Linked DNA regions of Homo sapiens: regions 1 and 2 are each linked to region 3. Evidence: chromatin contacts called from ENCODE Hi-C or POLR2A ChIA-PET data. All regions are on one chromosome and are shown on one strand. The core of a region is the stretch at or near the end of the contact, and the rest is flanking DNA. Distances in the headings are between cores, read along the strand shown. Region 1 overlaps FANCA (FA complementation group A). Region 2 holds the start of DEF8 (differentially expressed in FDCP 8 homolog). Region 3 overlaps SPIRE2 (spire type actin nucleation factor 2).

The links. Hi-C counts contacts between places; a loop is a spot of excess contacts on that map. ChIA-PET counts read pairs that join two places held with the same protein, here RNA polymerase II (POLR2A). Pooled maps may share reads with other maps.
Region 1: a loop to region 3 is called in a pooled map, with 2.3 times the contacts of the local background. The contact joins two enhancer-like sites. A Hi-C loop is called at or near these places in 6 of 168 maps with a recorded cell type or tissue (ascending aorta, heart left ventricle, heart right ventricle and 3 more) and 2 of 50 pooled maps. POLR2A ChIA-PET finds 5 or more read pairs at or near these places in 6 of 52 experiments (GM12878, OCI-LY7, Panc1 and 3 more).
Region 2: a loop to region 3 is called in a pooled map, with 2.6 times the contacts of the local background. The contact joins the promoter of DEF8 here to the enhancer-like site in region 3. A Hi-C loop is called at or near these places in 2 of 50 pooled maps. POLR2A ChIA-PET finds 5 or more read pairs at or near these places in 4 of 52 experiments (B cell, Caco-2, common myeloid progenitor, CD34-positive and 1 more).

Annotation. Positions count from the first base shown.
Region 1 is chr16:89,763,773-89,766,637 of GRCh38, reverse strand. It overlaps FANCA (FA complementation group A), which reads left to right. Exons shown (of 43, transcript NM_000135.4): 28 at 1,572-1,748. Among named protein-coding and RNA genes, the nearest start is that of ZNF276, 44 kb to the right of the region's middle. RefSeq lists enhancers at 1,329-1,398, 1,559-1,668. Within about 2 kb of position 1,582, at least 14 of the 41 ENCODE cell types and tissues checked have a DNase peak (open chromatin) inside an H3K27ac peak, as active enhancers do; they include OCI-LY7, where a contact is called at or near this core.
Region 2 is chr16:89,947,421-89,950,688 of GRCh38, reverse strand. DEF8 (differentially expressed in FDCP 8 homolog) reads right to left here and starts at 1,934. Exons shown (of 13, transcript NM_001242818.2): 1 at 1,875-1,934; 2 at 1,176-1,272. RefSeq lists a silencer at 1,805-1,904 and an enhancer at 2,585-2,924.
Region 3 is chr16:89,843,372-89,846,863 of GRCh38, reverse strand. SPIRE2 (spire type actin nucleation factor 2) reads right to left here. Exons shown (of 15, transcript NM_032451.2): 2 at 1,499-1,542. Among named protein-coding and RNA genes, the nearest start is that of SPIRE2, 17 kb to the right of the region's middle. Within about 2 kb of position 1,250, at least 2 of the 41 ENCODE cell types and tissues checked have a DNase peak (open chromatin) inside an H3K27ac peak, as active enhancers do; they include OCI-LY7, where a contact is called at or near this core.

The DNA.
Region 1 (2,865 bases), core at 333-2,832, 81 kb after region 3:
GTTCAGGCAGTTCTCCTGCCTTAGCTTCCCAAGTTGCTGGGATTACAGGCACGTGCCACCATACCCGGCTAATTGTTTTGTATGTTTTTTAGTAGAGATAGGGTTTCACCATGTTGGCCAGGCTGTTTTCGAACTCCTGACCTCAAGTGATCCACCCGCCTTGGCCTCCCAAAGTGCTGGGATTACAGGCGTGAGCCGCTGGTGCCCGGCCCAGACAAAGGAATTTAAAGATGAGCATTGGAAACCCTGAATGTCAAAAGTAAAGGTGAAATGGCACTGCAAACCAGTGTTGTCCTTTTATAGGATTTTAATGAACGTCTCGTGTATAAAATAGTGGTTTTCAGGCTGGGCGTGGTGGCTCATGCCTGTAATCCCAACACTTTGGGAGGCCGAGGCGGGCAGATCATGAGGTCAAGAGATCGAGACCAGCCTGGCCAACATGGTGAAACCTGGTCTCTACTAAAAATACAAAAATTAGCCAGGCGTGGTGGCGCACGCCTGTAATCCCAGCTACTTGGGAGGCTGAGGCAGGAGAATCGCTTGAACCAGGGAGGCAAAGGTTGCAGTGAGCCGAGACTGCACCACTGCACTCCAGCCTGGGCAACAGAGCGAGACTCCACCTCAAAAAAAAAAAAAAATAAATAAATAATGGTTTTCAACTTCAGGCTTCACATTAGAATCAACTGAGAAGCTTTTGAAACTATAGATTCCTGGCCCCTTTCCAGATAAATTAAGTCAGAATCTGGGAGCAGCCCCTGAGGATCCAGGGTGCACGTATTTCCAGTTATTTCCTCTGAGGAACTTTGTCCCTGGTGCCAAGTTTTTAAAGAAAACATGGAGTTTGAGCTTAGGAGAGGGCAGCGTGGTTCCCACCCAGCATGCTGAGCAGGGACGACAGTCCTTGGAGCAGGCTGGTTATAAACATGGGAGGCTCTCATCTCCTCGGGGGCAGAGATGGACACGGTCACGCAGCACCAATAGTGTGTCTGGCTTGTCCAGTTGGTGTGCATTTTTGGTGGGAACGCCATTCCTGGCAGAGGCCTAGAGATGGGCTGTTTCACTGCCCGGGACCAAACCAGCCCTACCCCTGGGAGGCAGTTTTGTTCCTGCAATTCTGCTTCCAGACATTTAGCTCAAGGAAGCAGTCAGATGGCAGGAAGGTCTGCACATAGGCTCTTCCCTGGAGCACTGTGCACAGCCATGATCGCTGAGGGGCTCTGCACCCTTCCAGGGGCTGGACTGAGGTCCCCTGAACGTGGGGTTGTGTGTTGTGCCCTCCCAGGGGCTGGACTGAGGTCCCCTGAACGTGGGGTTGTGTGTTGTGCCCTCCCAAGGGCTGGACTGAGGTCCCCTAAACGTGGGGTTGTGTGTTGTGCCCTCCCAGGGGCTGGACTGAGGTCCCCTGAACGTGGGGTCGTGTATTGCGCCCTCCCAGGGGCTGGACTGAGGTCCTCTGAATGTGGGGTTGTGTGTGTGGGCTGTTGATGGTCTGTTTCCACCTGAGCATTTGCTCAGCCACTCACAGTGAAACTTGCGCAATGAAGAAACGGCCGGGTCACTCTCTGTTTCAGTTTCAGTTCCTCATGTTCAGATTGTTCTCAGAGGCCCGACAGCCTCTTTCTGAGGAGGACGTAGCCAGCCTTTCCTGGAGACCCTTGCACCTTCCTTCTGCAGACTGGCAGAGAGCTGCCCTCTCTCTCTGGACACACAGAACCTTCCGAGAGGTGTTGAAAGAGGAAGATGTTCACGTAGGTGACCGTTCCTTCTCCTGCATCATGCCACGTCCTGAGTCTAGGGTTTGTGTGTGCTCCTCGGGCAAGAACAGCAGCACGTAGGTGACCGTTCCTTCCCCTGCATCATGCCACGTCCCGAGTCTAGGGTGTGTGTGTGCCGACTGTCTCCTCGTCTCGAGTCTAGGGTGCGTGTGCCGACTGTCTCCTCAGAGGCAAGAACAGCAGCACTTAGATGGTTTGATTGGAATCTTGACTAAAATCGTTGTGGCCTCATGTGCAGCTCTTAAGAAATTATACAGATACTGGGCACGGTGCTCACACCTGTGATCCCAGCACTGTGGGAGGCCAAGGCGGGTTGATCACCTGAACTCAGGAGTTCAAGACCAGCCCGGGCAACATAGTGAAACCCCATCTCTACAAAGAATGCAAAAATTAGCTGGGCACAGTTGTGTGCACCTTTGGTTCCAGCTACTTGGGAGGCTGAGGCAAGAGAAATCACTTGAGCCCAGGAGGTGGAGGTTGCAGTGAGCCAAGATCACGCCACTCTATTCCAGCCAGGATGACACAGCAAGACCCTGTCTCAAAAAAATATATTAATAAATACAGAGAAACCCTGCTATACTTTCTCAGTTTCTCCCAACACGAACTTCTTTTTTTATTTTTACTGATATATTTTTTGAGACAACGTCTCGCTGTGCTCAGTGGTGCAGTCTTGGCTCACTGCAGCCTCTGCCTCCTGGGTTCAAGCAATTCTCATGCCTCAGCCTCTCCAGTAGCTGGGACTACAGGCGCCTGCCACCACGCCCGACTAATTTTGGTATCTTTAGTACAGACGGGGTTTCACCATGTTGTCCAGGCTGGTCTTAAACTCCTGGCCTCAAATTACCCACACGCCTTGGCCTCCCAAAATGCTGGAATTACAGGCGTGAGCCATTGCGCCCGAGAACTTGTTTTTTGTTGTTGTTGTTGTTTTGTTTTTTTTTTCTGGTGGAGTCTTACTCTGGGGCACAGTGGCGCAATCTTGGCTCACTGCAGCCTCTGCCTCTCTGGTTCAAGTGATTCTCCTGCCTCAGCCTCCCAAGTAGCTGGGACTACAGGCGCGCACCACCACGCCTGGCTAAGTTTTGTATTT
Region 2 (3,268 bases), core at 685-3,184, 100 kb before region 3:
TATTTTTAAGAATCATGGCCGGTGTGTGGTGGCTCACTTTGGGAGGCTGAGGCGGGTGGATCATTTGAGGTCAAGAGTTCAAACCAGCCTGACCAACATGGTGAAACCCCGTCTGTACTAAAAACACAAACAAATTAGCTGGGCATGGTGGTGCATGCCTGTAATCCAGCTACTTGGGAAGCTGAGGCAGGAGAATCACTTGAACACGGGAGGTGGAGGTTGCAGTGAGCCGAGATTGTGCCACTGCACTCCAGCCTAGGCAACACAGCAAAACTCCATCTCAAAAAAAAAAAAAAAATCAGCCCTGATTTAGACTCTGGTTCTCCATTGTCTTGCCTATAAATCAGGGGGAACACCTACTTTCTGGGGTGGATGGAAGGGCTAAGGACTTGTTTATGATGTCAGTGAAGCCAGGAGCCCAGAGCTGCTCAGAACAGACTGGCACTGTCATCACATATGGTGACCAGCCCAGGAAAAAGGTGCAGGAGCTACGCCTGGGGAAGCCGCTGGAAACCTCCTGGTGTTTAAAACATGGCCAGAGGAGCGTCAAGGAAGGCACGCTGGCAGGGACACCTCCGTTCTGCCCAGCAGCTGTACTCTAGGCTACCAGCTCTCCTCCGGGCTGTGAAAAAAGGCATCTTTTATTTGCCTATTTACTGACAGTCAGTGCCAGCCCCAGGCCTGGCGCACGGGCAGGGGATGAATGAGGGGAGGCCGCTGGCCTCGCAGCCTTAGCTTCTGCTCACACAGACCTGGGGATGCCGGCCACAGTGGCCGACTCTGAGCAGAACGCCAGCCTGCCCCTCTCACCAGGCTCACCCCACCAGTTCTGCACCCAGATGTGGGACTTGGCCTCAGAAAGGAGCGGGCAGGAAGTGGAAGAGTGAAAGCAAGAGGTCTGGCCACCCCCTGCCCCTCCTCTAGAGCCCACTGCTCTCATCGGGGAGGACCCCACAACTTAGCAATGAAAGGAAGCCGAAGAAAGCCGGCGGGGTTCCGGGGCACGGAGGGACCCTGGGCCGAAGCTCAGGACACGCGGGATGCACGGACCTGGCCTCCCGCGTCCTGCCCGCGGCGTGACCACCAGGAAGCGGTGTCATCACTGCAGCTGCCACCCCGAGAACCTGAGAAGTCACCCCGGTGTGCGGAGTCAACAGCGTCCTGTCTGCCCATACCTGCATCGCCTGCCAGGGCCCAGGGGCTCGCAGGGACAGGATGGCCATTCCTCTAGGGCTGCTGGCCACGGAAGCCTGGCCGTGGGTTCGGCACCTGCTGCAGGGAGAAGCCACCCCAGCACTGTGCCTCCCCACCCACCACACCCGCGGGAGCTCGCCCGGTCTCCCGGGCTCCTCGGGGGCAGGTCTCTCCCACCCACCCGTTCCACCGAGGGGGAAACTGAGGCTCGGAGCAGCCCAGGGCGGGGGCACGGCCACGCGGGTCCCCTGAGCCGCCCGGGTGCTCCGCACGCAGCTGGTGTGGACGCCGGAGCAGCGGCGGCGTCCCCGGGGTGGGGCGGCCGAGGTCTCGAGGCCCCTGCGCCGGGCGGGCCGCCCTCCCAGCCCCGTCCCCGCCGGCCCCGACCTCGCCGGCCCCGTCCCCGCCGGCCCCGTCCCCGCCGGCCCCGTCCCTCCCAGCCCCGACCCCGCCGACCCCGTCCCCGCCGGCCCCGTCCCTCCCAGCCCCGACCCCGCCGGCCCCGTCCCCGCCGGCCCCGTCCCCGCCGGCCCCGTCCCTCCCAGCCCCGTCCCCGCCGACCCCGTCCCCGCCGGCCCCGTCCCTCCCAGCCCCGACCCCGCCGACCCCGTCCCCGCCGGCCCCGTCCCCGCCGGCCCCGTCCCCGCCGGCCCCGACCCCGCCGGCCCCGCGCCGCTCACCTGACCGCCGCCTCGCATCTGTCTCCCGGCTGCGCTGGATCCGCCCGGCCGCCCCGCTACGCTGGATCCAGCCCCGCGCTCGCTGCTGCCGCCTCCGGCGCGGAGGTTCATGGCACGCGGGTCGCGAGTCTGCGAGCCCCGGAGTCCGCCCGGCTGTTCCGCGGGCCTGACCTGGGGCTGCGCGTCCTGGGTTTCCTCTCATCGCAGAAGGCCTGTGGCTGAAACCCAAACCCCAACACGTTTAAAAAAAATGGGCGGGCGCGGCGGCTCACGCCTGTCATCCCAGCGCTTCGGGAGGCCGAGGCGGGCGGATCGCGAGGTCAGGAGATCGAGACCATCCTGGCTAACACGGTGAAACCCCGTCTCCACTAAAAATACGAAAAATTAGCCGGGCGCGGTGGCGGGCGCCTGTAGTCCCAGCTACGCGGGAGGCTGAGGCGGGAGAACGGCGTGAACCCGGGAGGCGGAGCTCGGAGTGAGCCGAGATCGCACCACTGCACTCCAGCCTGGGCGACAGAGCGAGACTCCGTCTCAAAAAAACAAAAAGGGTGGCTTTTAACACTTTTTTTAACCTCAGTGGTTGAGGAGGAAAAAGGAACAGAGAACCACCGTGTGCAGGTGCCGCCAGCCACCTGCAGGGCCCCGCGGGGGCTTCACGGCTGCAGAGGGAGGGACCCGGCGCGGCTCTACCCTCTTTACACAGGAGGACGCGCCACACTGCGCTCAGGAGGCTGCTCCATGCAGGCGCCGGGCAGCGGGACTTCGGAGGCAGCTGGTGTCCGCGGGCCCTGGCGTTATTCCTGCTTTCCCGTTGTTTACACACAGAGCAGGCCTGCTGCTCCCCGCCCCCGTATCCCTACTCTTAGGCTTCTCGCGTGGAAGATTCAGCTGCCCCCGCTTGTGCCCGCAGGGAGGAGCTGAGGACAGATGAAGGCCAGCATATGCGCCTGGTGCGCTTGCCCTGAGCTCGCGGGCTCAGTTTACCCTCCCTGCAGAAAGGTGTGGTTTTGGCTGCCTCTGGGGCTTGGTCCACTTTGTTCAGTGGGCATGGTGATGACAGTGCCAGTAACTGGAGGCCTCCCAAGTGGGAGCCACACACCACCTTGCAGAGACCAGCTCGGTCGGGGAGACCCTAACCCGGCAGCGCTAGAGGAACTAAAGACACACACACACAGAGATAGAGAGGTGTGGAGTGGGAAATCAGGGGTCTCACAGCCTTCAGAGCTGACAGCCTCGAACAGAGACTTACCCACGTATTTATTAACGGCAAACCAGTGATAAGCATTGTTTCTGTAGATATTAGACTAACTAAAAGTATCCCTTATGGGAAACGAAGGGATGGGCCAAGATAAAGGGATGGGTCTGGCTAGTTACCTGCAGCAGGAGCATGTCCT
Region 3 (3,492 bases), core at 1-2,500:
CACTGGACTCCCCCTGGGCAACAAGAGGGTAGATCTAAAAAAAAAAAAAAAAAGGCTGGGCGTGATGGCTCACACCTGTAATCCCAGCAGTTTGGGAGGCTGAGGTGGGTGAATCATGAGGTCAGGAGTTTGAGACCATCCTGGCCAACATGGTGAAACCCCACTTCTACTAAAAATACAAAAATTAGCCGGGCATGGTGGCGGGCGCCTGTAGTCCCAGCTACTTGAGAGGCTGGCCAGGAGAATGGCGTGAACCCGGGAGGCGGAGGTTGCAGTGAGCCAAGATCACGCCACTGCACTCCAGCCTGGTGACAGAGAGAGACTCTGTCTCAAAAACAAAAAAAAACACAAAAATTAGCCAGGCGTGGTGGCATGCGCCTGTAATCTCAGCTACTCGGGAGGCTGAGGCAGGAGAATTGCTTGAACCCAGGAGACGGAGGTTGCGCTGCAACTAGCCGAGGTTGCAGTGAGCTGAGATCGCACCACTGCAGTCCAACCTGGGTGACAGAGGGAGATTCTATCTCAAAAAAAAAAAGAGGCCAGGCACAGTGGCTCAGAACTGTAATCCCAGCACTTTGGGAGGCCAAGTGGGAGGATGGCTTGAGCCCAGGAGTTTGAGACTAGTCCGGGCAACATAGTGAGACATCTCTATTAAAAAATAAAATAAGGCCGGGCGCGGTGGCTCACTCCTGTAATCCCAGCACTTTGGGAGGCCGAGGCAGGTGAATCACAAGGTCAGGACATCAAGACCATCCTGGCTAACACGGTGAAACCCCGTCTCTACTAAAAATAGAAAAAAATTAGCCGGGCGTGGTGGCGGGCACCAGTAGTCCCAGCTACTTGGGAGGCTGAGGCAGGAGAAAGGTGTGAACCCGGGAGGCGGAGCTTGCAGTAAGCCGAGATCACACCACTGCACTCCAGCCTGGGCGACAGAGCGCGACTCCATCTCAAAACAATAAAATAAAATAAAATGAACAAAAGCAAAAAAAACAAAGAAAGAAAACTAAAAAGGCAGTAGAAAGTGGAAACATGACGTTCCAGACATGACTTCAGGGCAGGTGAATGGGAGAGGAAGGCCCTGCCCTGCGGTGAGGTTCCAGTTTTGGTCGGGTGGGGTTTCGGGGCACTGGTCACCAGGCTGATTTTTCCTGTTTGCACCTGAAGTCGTCTCCCTGACCCCGGCTCTGTGTCTGGGAGGCCGGCCCTGCAGACGTCAGCTGTGCCCCTCATCTGTGCAGCTGTGGAAGGAAGTAACACCACTGCCTCCTCCAGGCCGGAAGCACCACGGGGACCCTCCCCACCCCGGCGGTCTCCTCCACGTCTGCTCTCTGTGAACAGCGTTTCATCCAGTCCCTGCAACTAAGCCTGTTGGGTACTTCATCTGCACCCTGCCTCCCTGAAACAACTGTGTAACTATATATGTTTTATGATTTACATTTTAAGATGCAGGTACGTTTTAACACACATCAAGTAATACTTGGAATTTTTTAAAAAGTACCTGGGCTTCCGAGCTGGCTAGTGGCACGACCATGGTTGCAGGTTCTGTAAGAGAAGAGGGAGTTAAGTTATTTGTCAGCATCCCCGGGACCCCAATAAACACTGCTGTCCCCCCACCTCCCCCTCGGGGACACACACCACAGCCCCACTCTCCGCCGGAACACCAGAAAGCTCACAGCAGGCCCAGCCACTTGGTCATTTGGACGAACACCCATGAGGCCCGGCTCGAGCTGGCTCTAAGCAGGACACCCAGGTACAGGGGCCGGGAGAGCAAGGCAACCCCTACTTGCAGAAGGATGATGGTCAGCTTGTGGACAGACCCCCAGTGCCCCACGCAGCAGCCCCTCCATGGTGACCACTCAAAGGCGAGTCAGGGCTGGAGAGCAGCCAACAGGTCCCACAGTCTGTCCCGGGCACTGCAGGAGGCTGCCCCTAGGGAAACATGGCTGGGAGTAAGAGTGAAGGAGGGGCAGGTGGAGTAGGAGGCCAGATGTGGTGGCTCACACCTATAATCCCAGCACTTTGAGATGCCGAGGTGGGAGAGCTGCTAGCAGCCAGGAGTTCAAAACCAGCCTGGACAACATAGTAAGCCCCTGTGGCTACAAAAAATTTTAAAATTACTTTGGGAGGGCCAGGCGCGGTGGCTCACGCCTGTAATCCCGGCACTTTGGGAGGCTGAGGCAGGCGGATCACAACGTCAGGAGATCGGGGCCATCCTGGCTAACACGGTGAAACCCCGTCTGTACTAAAAATACAAAAAATTAGCCAGGCGTGGTGGCGGGCACCTGTAGTCCCAGCTACTCGGGAGGGTGATGCAGGAGAATGGCGTGAACCCAGGAGGCAGAGCTTGCAGTGAGCCGAGATTGCACCACTGCACTCCAGCCTGGGCAACAGAGTGAGACTCTGTCTCAAAAAAAAAAAAAATTACTTTGGGAGGCTGAGGTGGGTGGACCACTTGAGGCTAGCAGTTCAAGACCAGCCTGACCAACATGATGAAACCCTATCTCTACTAAAAGTACAAAATACAAAAATGAGCCAGGCATAGTGGAGAGCACCTGTAATCCCAGCTACTCAGGAGACTGAGGCGTGAGAATCGCTTGAACCCAGGAGATGGAGGCTGCAGGTGGAGGCTGACCCAAGATCATGCCACTGCACTTCAGCTTGGGCAACAGAGCGTGACTGCATCTCAAAAAATATATAAAAATAAAAATAAAAAAATTAGCCAGGCGTGGTGGCAGGTGCCTGTAGTCCTGCTACTCGGGAGGACCTCTTGAGCCCAGGAGGTTGAGGCTGCAGTGAGCCAAGATTGCACCAGTGCACACCAGCCTGGGCGACAGAGTGAGACCCTGTCTCAAAAAAAAAAAAAGGCCAGGCACGGCAGCTCATGCCTGTAATCTCAGCACTTTGAGGTGCCACGGCGGGTGGATCACTTAAGATTAGGAGTTTGAGACCAGCCTGGGCCACATATCGAAACCTCATCTCTCCAAAAAATACATAAAAATAGCTGGGCATGGTAGTGCATATATGTAGTCCTAGCTACTCGGGAGACTGAGGTGGGAGGATCACTTGAGCCTGAGGGGTGGAGGTTGCAGTGAACCGAGATCACGCCACTGCATTCCAGCCTGGGCAACAAAGCGAGACTCTGTCTCAAAAAAAAAAAAAAAAAAACAAAAAACAAAAACAAACAAAAAAAAAAAAACGTGGCAGCAAGGCAGCAGCTCCATCCATCGAGGCACATCTTCAGGAAAGAACCTGTGGTCTGAGATGAGACACACCACCTGCCTGGGACTGAGGTTGTGCACACTGAAATCACAGCAGTCAGATGAGAAACCCCGGGTCAGAGGGAGAGACAGACTTTGCAGAGCAGGTAAGTCGGCATCTGACTGAGACCACCGATTTGGAGATGTCCCCCCAAGACTGTTTATGCCTCTTAGAGAACCACAGTCCGAGTGGAAATGCAGGTGGAAGCTGGAGTCACGTATTTCATTGATGAAA